2 separate regions of the Homo sapiens genome follow, and region 2 is linked to region 1. A link is an interaction called in ENCODE POLR2A ChIA-PET data of the cell type or tissue named here. Cell type or tissue: PC-9. All regions are shown on one strand. Each heading gives the region's core, and the rest is flanking DNA. Links, peaks and the distances in the headings are about the cores only.

Region 1 (5,382 bases), core at 218-5,217:
GCGGGCGGATCACGAGGTCACAAGATTGAGACCATCCTGCCTAACACGGTGAAACCCTGTCTCTACTAAAAATACAAAAAAAAATAGCCGGGCGTGGTGGCGGGCGCCTGTAATCCCAGCCACTCTGAAGGCTGAGGCAGAAGAATGGCGCGAACCCGGGAGGCGGAGTTTGCAGTGAGCCGAGATCGCGCCATTGCACTCCAGCCTGGGCAACAGAGCGAGACTCCGTCTCAAAAAAAAAAGAAAGATGAAGATAGAGTGAAGGTGTAGGTGGTGAAGGAGGCCCAAAGAGAGGTACTTCTGAAGATTTTTTTTTTTTAATAGGAGAGTATATTTGAGAGCTATCTGTTAACACCTCTAAGTTGTTTATCAGCATTCTATAAGGAAGAAAGATCATCCTACCCACTTTTGCTACTTTCAAGATACCACTGGAAGTAGTTTCCCCATTCTGGTTGCTTAATTTTTGCACTAGCACCTTCCATCCTGGTCTGCATATATCAAAGGATCTGCATTTAGGCCATTGTGATGTGGAGTCATTCTTCAGTCATCCTGGTCCATTTGTTTAAGTAATTACACAATGAGGCACCCCAAGTACTGTATATTAACCCAGCTGGGGTTTCTAAAGGTGGAATCAGATGTTCTGCAGTTGCAGGGGATTTAGTCGATTTAGAGGATTTGTTCTCCATAATTTTTAATACCTTCTCATTAGATTGACTAAGTCAGGAGGTGTTCTGAATCTGAATGTGCTGCTTGCAAACACAAAGCTTGAGGATGCGCACCCAGGAAGCACAAGTTCCAGTAGCTTATTACCTGTGCTCTGAAGTAGACTGCATGAGGCACAGTCTTTATATATTTTTTAAACAGGAAAATATGTGCGGTATGGTGAAGCAATAGTTGAGAATTTGGTTCATATTCAGTGATGTTATGCCTAAAGTCAAGTAAATATGTGGTTGAGTGGGTAGAAGAGAAAAGTTAATAATTGTGTAGGCACCTTAGGGTCTGGTGGAAGGATGATTGATTCCATCCTGCCTTTGTTCTGTATCTGATAAACAAGTTTACAACCAGTATCTGTCAGTAAAATATTTAACAAACTCCAGTTACAAACCCAAGGGGTCAGCTTTAGTTTGTAGGCAGTGGTTTAATTATGCATATGTCCAAACTGCAGCCATCTTGGACCAGTTTTATCTTTTCTTCTGACACCATCTATCATCATCTATCTGTCTACAGTATGCTGTCTGAAGTTTCTTCAAATAGGACAAACATTTTGAGAAGTTCCTCAGGATTTGAAAGGTTACAGTTAAAACATGCCTATTTATGGGAGTTTGTAACGCTTATCTCTGACATAGCTGTTTTTGCAATATACACACATTCCTGGGCCAGAAAGAAATTTAGAGGAGGACTGTGTTGATCAGTTTTTTCTTTTATTTGCTTTCACAGGTGTAATAAATGTGTTGCTTAAATTTTAAGTTGTCATTTGTATAGCACTTTACATTTTATAAAGCACTTTCACTGGCATTCTTTCTTTGACTACTATTAGCCAAAAACCCAAAAATTGTTTTAATACTGTAACAGTTAAAAACAATCAACCATGGCCGGGCGTGGTGGCTCAAGCCTATAATCCCAGCACTTTGGGATGCCAAGGTGGGTGGATCACCTGAGGTCAGGAGTTTGAGACCAGCCTGACCAACATGACGCAACCCTGTCTCTACTAAATATAAAAAAATTTGCCAGGCGTAGTAGTGGCAGACGCCTGTAAATCTCAGCTACTCAGGAGGCTGAGGCAGCAGAATTGCTTGAACCCGGGAGGCAGAGTATGCAGTGAGCCGAGATTGTGCCACTGCACTCCAGCCTTGGGGACAAGAGCAAAAATTCATCTCAAAAATAAAAAATAAAAAAAAAACCATGCCATAATTATAGCTCTGACCAAATAAACTGAATATCCCAAAGTTAAAAAAGATTAAAGGTAATAGCTAAGTCAGCAAAAGCAATTTAAAAAGATAACTAATTATATGGACAATATATATAAACAAAAAAATAAAGTTTTAAAACACAACAATCAATTCTAAACATCTGTTTTGGCTGATTTGTAGGGTTTTCTTCTACTTTAAAGCTGTGGGTTTCATATAAATTTAATGATCTTAATGAATCTAACTTAATGAATCTAACCTTGGTGCTGATGAGTCAAGAAAGGGATGAGATAACCACAATATATCAAAGACACAAAAGGGACAATTCTAATCCCATCTAATGAAATTGGGAAGCCAAAGATCAAGAATAACGTCTAATTTTACATCTAATTAAACACATAAGTTTACTGAATATAATAATATACATAGGAAAGAAAAAGAGTTTCACAGCGATAGTTTATATTAAAGACGCTATTTAAGAAAAGTTTTCTGATAAATAAGATTAAAGATTATCTCTTATAAATCTCAGCAATACTAAATACTTGTTCATTTTAAGCTCCAACCAGGAAACAGAATGAAAAATACTGAAATGCAAATTTTAGAGCTTTAGTACCCTTTTTAATATGGAATAGGAGACAGAGAAAAGGTGATGAATTTAATTCAACTATTTTCTTGTCTTTTTAAATCTTTATAAGGGTGTTAACTCACATTTAAGGATATGGAGAGGGTTCTTATTACGATGAATTTAACATATGTTAAGTTCACCTTAGTTGGCATGCATGCTTTGAAGGACATCATTATTTACTCTAACTTCCCCAATTCCACTTTCTAGATTCCTTCTTCTGGCTTTTTTATATATTCAGAAGTAAAGCGTTTTTTAATATTCAAAAGTACCTTTCAAAACTCAGTAATACCACTGGGTGGACTAGATGGAAGAAAATTGAGAGCAATAGTCAAACGTGGTAAATAACAGTTAACTTCACAACTGTCCAAGTCATCTTGGGAACTGAAATTCTGATATGCACAAATTAGGGGAACAACCTCCCAAATGAAACTATCCTTAAGTTTCCAATAAACCAAAACCCTAGCTTCTAATTATCATTTTTTTCTTTCTAAAAATCAACTGGCCTAAGTCTTTAAAAACAAAAAAAAAACACAAGATAGTTGAAGTGACTTAAATGTCAACGAATTTTCAGACTGGTTAAATTATGGTTGAAACACCACAGCACGCTGTTTCAACCTTTAAAGCAAGTTGAACAGTAGTAATACAGTATAATCTCACAGGATGTTTTTAAAATGAGACTGTAACTACACAAACTTCTTTTTAAATTGGTTCTTAAAAATAGTAAATAGTGGTTGCCTCTGAGGAGTACAAGCATAAAAGAAGCTTACTTTCACTTTACTACCTCCTGCTTTTTTTTTTTTAACCAAGAGCATCACTCTCCAATAACCTTGGTTATCAAGACACACCTTAAGAGTAATCTAAAAAAGCACAGAGAGCTTAAATAAACTTCCTCAAAGACATACAGATGGAGAGATACAAATTAGAAAATACACTCCATGGGAGAGACTACGAAATAGACTGGTAAGATCTAAATACACACAGAGCAGAATGGGAAGGAAACTGCAGACAGGAGACAAGCGAAAGATTTGTAAAGTGGGAAGGAAGCAGCAGTGAACAAAGACAAAAAGAACTAAGCAACCAAAGACAACTTTGAAGTGAAGGAGATGCATTTCTTTAGAGCCAAACTAGAAATCATGATGATGGGAAAGGAAAAGAAATAACACGAAAAAATACTCGCGATCACAAACTGTGGGGATACTTGAGTTCCTGTAATTGGTAATGCCACCACTGACACCATTTTAGTCAATCATATGCTATCATTAATCACATTTAAGTACAGCATCCAGTAAACACTAACAGTGTAACTGGAGCAACACTTTTCACAAACGGTCAACAGGACTAAATGCTTTGTATTCTCCCGCGGCTAGGCTATTTGGCTGCAGTATTCCCCAATAATGAGACATGTTTCATCTGCAGTTAAGGAAACCCATGGAGCAGTAAGACATTATTTCCTCTTACCTGCTTCTAGATAGCAGCCTACATCTCAGCAAAATTCCTGAATTTAGCTAACTTTAAGGGATAAATGTAAATCTGTCTAGAATAAAACTGAGAAAGGGGTAGCAGACCCCACTTGTTTGCCAACAGCCTCTTCAAACATGTGCCCTGTCTCTGAGAAATTATATGGTAAAGCATTTATAACTGTGGCTGTCTATGGAATCCACACTTGGCAGAAGAGCCTAAAACTCATCCTATATAGGAAAGAGGTCAAACTCAGAAATAAACAAGTCTTCAACTGAAATGGCATAGGTTAAAAATAAAATTACAAATTCAAGTCTCTGGGCTTTAGATAGTGTAAAACACCAGGCCCCTCCAATTTTGGTAGAGCGAAAAAAAAAAAAAGAGAAACAAAACTAGGTCTCCCAATTCTAGATTAAGAGGAATTCCAGTACATGAAAAAAAAAACTGAAAGTGTCAGAAAGAATATTTATTTGCTTTTAATGGATGATTATGAGTTAGAAAATATAACCATACTTGGGTCTGCAATGAGTCAATTTGGAGTATATTTCTGCTTCTGTCTTTACAACTAAATAGGAAGTCACTCCTAATTTTATTTGCCCTTCTGTAACATTGGGAAATTCTGTTTATTTCCTTGAATTTATAAGAGTTGCACATTACAGAAAAATAAATGCTATCTATCCCAAGATATATACAACAAATTTAACTGAAGGTAAAATTCTGATTACTAAAGATTTTCTTTTAAGCCCAGGTCTGTGGGAAAAGAGGAACTTAGCCTTTTCAGGGAGACTTTAAGGTCATGAAAAGCCCCATATACTCCTCTATGAAGCTGTTCTCCCATTTTCAAACTTGAGAAAAATGTTAAGAAAATGGATACATGATAGTATACACACCTGATTTGACCCAAACCTCAGGAAAGTTCCTTAACCTCACTAATCCTGTTTCCTCATCTATAAAATAATGACAGGCCGGGCACAGTGGCTCACGCCTGTAATCCCAGCACTATGGGAGGCAGAGGCAGGTGGATCACCTGGTCAGGAGTTCGAGACCAGTCTGGCTAACATGGTGAAACACCGTTTCTACTAAAAATACAAAAAATTAGCCCAGCCTGGTGGCGTGCGCCTGTAATCCCAGCTACTCAGGAGGCTGAGGCAGGAGAATTGCCTGAACCCAGAGGCAGAGGTTGCAGTGAGCCAAGATCGCACCACTGAACTCCAGTTTAGGCAACAAGAGCAAAGCTCAGTCTCAAAATAATAATGACAAATCCAAATCTCCTGAATAGTATCTGTAAAGCATCAACACAACATCAACACAAAGATCGGCACAAGGTATGCACTCAGCTCTGACAATTCTTTTTACTCACCAATCTTTCTTCTTTCTCTCTTTTTTTCCTCT
Region 2 (5,382 bases), core at 290-5,289, 260 kb after region 1:
AGAAAGAAAAAAGTTAACCAGGCATGGTGGCACATGCCTGTAGTCCCAGCTACTCAAGAGGCTGAAGTGGAAGGACTGCTTGAGCCAGGGAGGTTGAGGTTACAGTGAGCTATGACTGTGCCACTGCACTCCAGCCCGTGTGACAGAGCAAGGCTCTGTCTCCAAAAAAAAAAAAAAAAAGAAGAATGAGGCCGCGCGCACAGGGGCTCACACCTGTAATCCCAGCATTTTAAGAGGCCAAGGTGAGTGGATCATTTGAGGTCAGGAGTTCCAGACCAGTCTGGCCAACATGGTGAAACTCTGTCTCTACTAAAAAATACAAAAATTAGCCAAGCGTAGTGGCAGACGCCTGTAATCCCAGCTAATCGGGAGGCTGAGGCATCAGAATCGCTTGAACCCGGGAGACAGAGTGTGTTGCAGTGAGCCGTGATCATGCCACTGCACTCCAGCCTGGGAGACAGAGCAACACACCATCTCAAAAAAAAGTAATAATAATGAAAGATAAGAAAGAGACAGAGAAAAGAGAGAAAGAAAAGAAAAAAGAAAAAAAGAAATTTCCCAGTTTCTGCTAGAAATGAAGGTAAATGGAAGATTCAGACAGACATTTCCAAGAGTTTTTTCAGGTCAGGCGTGGTGGCTCACACCTATAATCCCAGCACTTTTGTAGGATGAGGAGGGAGGATTACTTGAAGTCAGGAGTTCGAGACCAGCTTGAGCAATAAAGCAAGAACCCATCTCTACAAAAAAAAAATGTTTTTTTTAATTAGCTGGTCATGGTGGCGCACAGCCGTGGTCTCAGCTTCTCAGGAGGTTGAGGCAGGAGGATCACTTGAGCCCAGGAGTTTGGGAGATCAAGCCTGCAGTGAGCTATGATCACACCACTGCACTCCAGCCTGGGCAGCAGAGTGAGACCTTATTTCTAAAAAAAAAAAGAGCGAGCTTTTTCACTATGAGGTTTTACATAATGATACAAGAACTTTTTTGTCAAAAGAATATTTCTTCTTCTACAGGTTTTTCTCAAAAAGGGACAACCAAAAGAGCAATAAGAGGTGGCATCATGAGGACCAAGGTGAAAATAAGGGTGATCTTTGAAGAAGGGATTAGAGAAAAAAAGTACAAAAGCCTGGTCTATGAGCAATCTTGTGTCAAGCTGTACTGAGGAATTAAGATGATCAGAAATTTACTTAATTTACATTATCACTTCTACATTGATGTTTTCTCAAACTATAGGATAATTTCCTGTTTAAATAAATGACAGAGTATGTTGTACTAGAAAAGAGGAAGAGAAGGGAGGGGCAAGAAAATATAGTCTACAAAGCAGAAACCTGGATTCTCCAGGCATGGACAGGAAAAAATTAAGCAAAATTAAGTGGATTTTCATCAGAAGGTCTCTGGGAATCTATAAAAATAGATTTAAACTTAAAAATATTTAAACTTAAAAATATCTTTAGGCCGGGCACGGTGGCTCACGCCTGTAATCCCAGCACTTTGGGAGGCCGAGGCAGGCAGATCACGAGGTCAGGAGATCGAGACCTTCCTGGCTAACATGGTGAAACCCCGTCTCTACTAAAAAATACAAAAAATTAGCCAGGCGTGGTGGCGGGCGCCTGTAGTCCCAGCTACTCAGGAGGCTGAGACAGGAGAACGGCGTGAACCTGGGAGGCAGAGCTTGCAGTGAGCTGAGATTGCGCCACTGTACTCCAGCCTGGGCGACAGAACGAGACTCTGTCTCAAAAAAAAAAAAAAAAAAAAAAAAAATCTTTAAACTGGGTTTCACAGTTTAAAATCTAGAGGTCCACAAACTATATTTAAGGATTCAGCACTTCAGTCTTCACAGCAGAACTGAATGAAAAAATTCTACAGGGTCCAGTGCAGTGGCTCACGCCTGTAAACCTAAGCACTTTAGGAGGCCGAGGCAGACTGATAGCTTGAGCTCTGGAGTTCGAGACCAGCTTCGGCAACATAGTGAAACCCCATCTCTACAAAAAATACAAAAATTAGCCAGGCGTGGTAGCACACACACCTATAGTCCCAGCTATTTGGGGGACTGAGGCAGGAGTACTGCGTAAGCCCAGAAAGTGGAGACTGAAGTGAGCCAAGATCATGCCACTGCACTCCAGCCTGGGGGACAAAGTGGGACGCTGTCTCAAAAAAAAAAAAAAAAAAAAAAAAACTACAACCCTAACATTATTAACTCCATCACATTTTTGTTTGTTCGTCTTTAGCTCAGATCACCTTTTGGATCATTTTTTATTGTAATTTATAAATACTCTTTCCAAAACACTGTCACATTGTATAATTGAGAAAAGTATCTAGAAACAATCCAGATCAGCAAAAGTGTTGAGACACACACTCCCATGGGTGTCCTCAGATAATGCACAAAATAGTTTTCTAGAGGAAAGTAAAGCAAACAGACTGACTACTTCTGCAGTGATATTCCTAAAAGGCTTTATTAATATGTGGAAACTATTCATAGCTCATCAGTAACGGTAGCTTACCAGTAGCATAAAATAGATTTCCCATTATGTATGGGGCTATGCACAATTACTGGTTTGATGCATATAATGCCACCTTTCTCTCCCACCCAGTAAAAGCATACAGGAATGGAACTGAATAAAAATAATATCATTAGAGGGAAGACCTTGAATCCATTCCACTTATTTTAAAATATATATCATAACCTCAGTATGTCTACTACTGTTAATAATTACTTGTGACCTAGCTCATGAACAGTAGGCCCATTAATGTGTCACCACCCAGCAGTTGAGGACAGCTGGTCTGAAGGACTCAGAGGGGCAGCAGGGCGTAGGAAAAAAGGCTAGTTTGCAGCCAGACAGCCTGGGATGGAATCCAAGCTATGGCCTTTCCTGTCTTTGGGCAACTCACTGAATGTCATCCTTCTCATCTATCAAATGAGAAAAGTCATATTTTCAAGTTATTGTGAGAATTAGCGTTTATAAATCACCAACCACAGTTCATGCCTCATAAATGTTAGCTATTTTCATAGCATCATAGAATAAGGGTGACTTCCTGGGATTACTTCTGACTTAATAATGCTAGCACATATCTTTGAAAGTCATTTAAATAAAGCATTATTTCAAAATTAGCTTTCTGCATGAGTGATATACACAAGTTTCTAACAGAAAAATAAAAGGTAACCCAAGAAACCCATGTTAGTAAAAATAGTTACAAGAGTTAATTTCAAATAAAGTTAGTAAAGTCATAGATTCTTGGAAAAGGTGCAGAACATCTGAGAAAGCTAATCTTGCGGCCTCTTCTATCCTCAGGATGTGCTGTCTCAGCAGCAGATAAAATACTAATACTTTCATTCCTAGAATTCTGAGTTCTTACCTCCTCACACTCAACCAGTCATCGCTGCATTTTGTTTGAAAAGTAATGGAGGCCAGGCGCAGTGGCTCATGCCTGTAATCCCAGCACTTTGGGTAGCCGAGGGGGGTGATCACCTGAAGCCAGGAGTTTGAAGCCAGCCTGGCCAACAAGCTGAAACCCCTTCTCTACTAAAAATACAAAAATGAGCCAGGCTTGGTGGCGAGTGCCTGTAGTCCCAGCTACTTGGGAGGCTGAGGCAGGAGAATCACTTGAACCCAGGAGGCAGATACTGCAATGAGGCGAGATTGCGCCACTGCACTCTAGCCTGGGTTTATTTATTTATTTATTTATTTTTTTGAGACACAGCGAGATTCTGAGAAAGAAAAGGAGAAAGAGAGAAAGAGTGAGAGAAAGAGGGAAGGGGAGGGGAGGGGAGGGAAGGGAGAGAGGGAGGAAGGGAGGAAGGAAGGAAGGAGGGAGGGAGGGAGGGAGGAGAGAAGAGAGAAGAGAGAAGAGTAATGGGGAAAGACAGTCCCATATCAAAAATTTTTGGAATCTCTGGCCAAGAGGACCTTACATGGTGCCATCTTAAAAAGTCAAGCCTTAGGTAGAACAGTGCATTGTAAAGCACAATAGGAGAGTATAAACAGAAAAAAATATATATAAAAAAATATATATATAGGATTAAACTTTATTGAAACAAAGAGAACTGTACTGACTGACTGTGCCCAAAGCTGATGTAGGTGCCATGAAGAACAAATCTGTAAATGCAGTTTCCTAAGATATTCCTTTAAAACCACAACTGAAGCTACAAGTGCTCTTTAGTACAACCACTTTCTGAAATTTCATAAATACTGCCCATCATTTACATGCTCATCACTTGGCACTAGTTTATAAATAAATAAGACATGTTTGCTTAAAAAAAAATCAAAGCCTTGTTGGTACCTGCATGCTTGCTTGCATATACCTGGTAAAAATGGTTAATTTTATTTACCGTATCTTATTTGAAGAGGAAAGGAATAGGCTAATACATTTTATAGTTGAAAGAAATTTTATTAGCCCTTCACAAAGCTGTTAGATACCTTTTTTTAGAAATCATTTATCCATTATCTTGCTTTTTCATCAATCTCAAGCTTCTCATTTTTAAGAAAACTCTAGCTTCCATTTTACTGTTTTTATTTATTTTATTTTATTTTTAATTTTTGAGACAGGGTCTCACTCTGTTAACCAGGCTGGAGTGCAGCAGCGCAATCTCAGCTCACTGCAACCTTGACATCCTGGGTTCAAGCGATTCTCGTGCCTCAGCCTCCCGAGTAGCTGGGATTACAGGCAAACACCACCACGCCCAGCTAATTTTTGTATTTCTAGTAGAGACAGAGTTCCGCCATGTTGGTGAGCATGCTCACAAACTCCTGACTTCAAGTGATCCACCCGTCTCGGCCACCCAAAGTGCTGGGATTATAGGGCTAAGCCACCGCGCCTGGTCCATTTTAGAGTTTTTAAAATCCACACATAGGCCAGGCATAGTGGCTCACCCCTGTAATCCCAGCACTTTGAGAGGCCAAGATGGGCGGATCCCTTGAGCCCAGGAGTTCAAGACCACCCTGGGCAACACAGACCCCATCTCTACAAAAAAAATTTTTTTAATCAGTCAGGCATAGTGGTGCACACCTACAGTCCAAGCTACTTGGGAGGCTGAGGTAGGAGGATCACTTGAGCCTAGGAGGTTGAGGCTGCAGTGAGCTGTGATTGAAGTATTGCACTCCAGCCTGGACAACAGAGCAAGACCCTGTCTCACTCTTGTTATAAATAAACAAATAAATGTAATATTTATTTGTTATAAACAAATACCTAAAAGTTTGAATCTTATTCTAAATACAAAGGAAGTTATTAGAGAATTTTAAGTAGAAAAAAATTATTCTAAGATCTCAATGACTATATTTGGGAACTGGCAGTATCATCCATACTACAGTAATAATCTAGAGATTAGTACAGTAATTTCAAACAGGAACCCCTGGGTCCTTAAAAGTCCATGTAGATAATAATTGGGAG

What was found. ChIA-PET counts read pairs that join two places held together with the same protein. Peaks named below come from ENCODE experiments on the same cell type or tissue, not always from the same donor. Only the 100,000 strongest peaks of a DNase experiment are listed, where the experiment ranks them.
Region 2: POLR2A ChIA-PET joins it to region 1 with 5 read pairs; 5 of 35 experiments call an interaction of 5 or more read pairs at or near these places.

The regions. Positions count from the first base shown.
Region 1 is chr12:31,314,294-31,319,675 of GRCh38, forward strand. All of the region lies in intron 1 of SINHCAF (SIN3-HDAC complex associated factor), which reads right to left. Among named protein-coding and RNA genes, the nearest start is that of FLJ13224, 7.3 kb to the right of the region's middle. In PC-9, for the core only: no CTCF peak of the experiment used is centred there; no DNase peak of the experiment used is centred there; H3K4me3 peaks cover 681 bases; H3K27ac peaks cover 2,054 bases.
Region 2 is chr12:31,575,979-31,581,360 of GRCh38, forward strand. All of the region lies in intron 1 of DENND5B (DENN domain containing 5B), which reads right to left. Among named protein-coding and RNA genes, the nearest start is that of DENND5B-AS1, 11 kb to the right of the region's middle. In PC-9, for the core only: no CTCF peak of the experiment used is centred there; no DNase peak of the experiment used is centred there.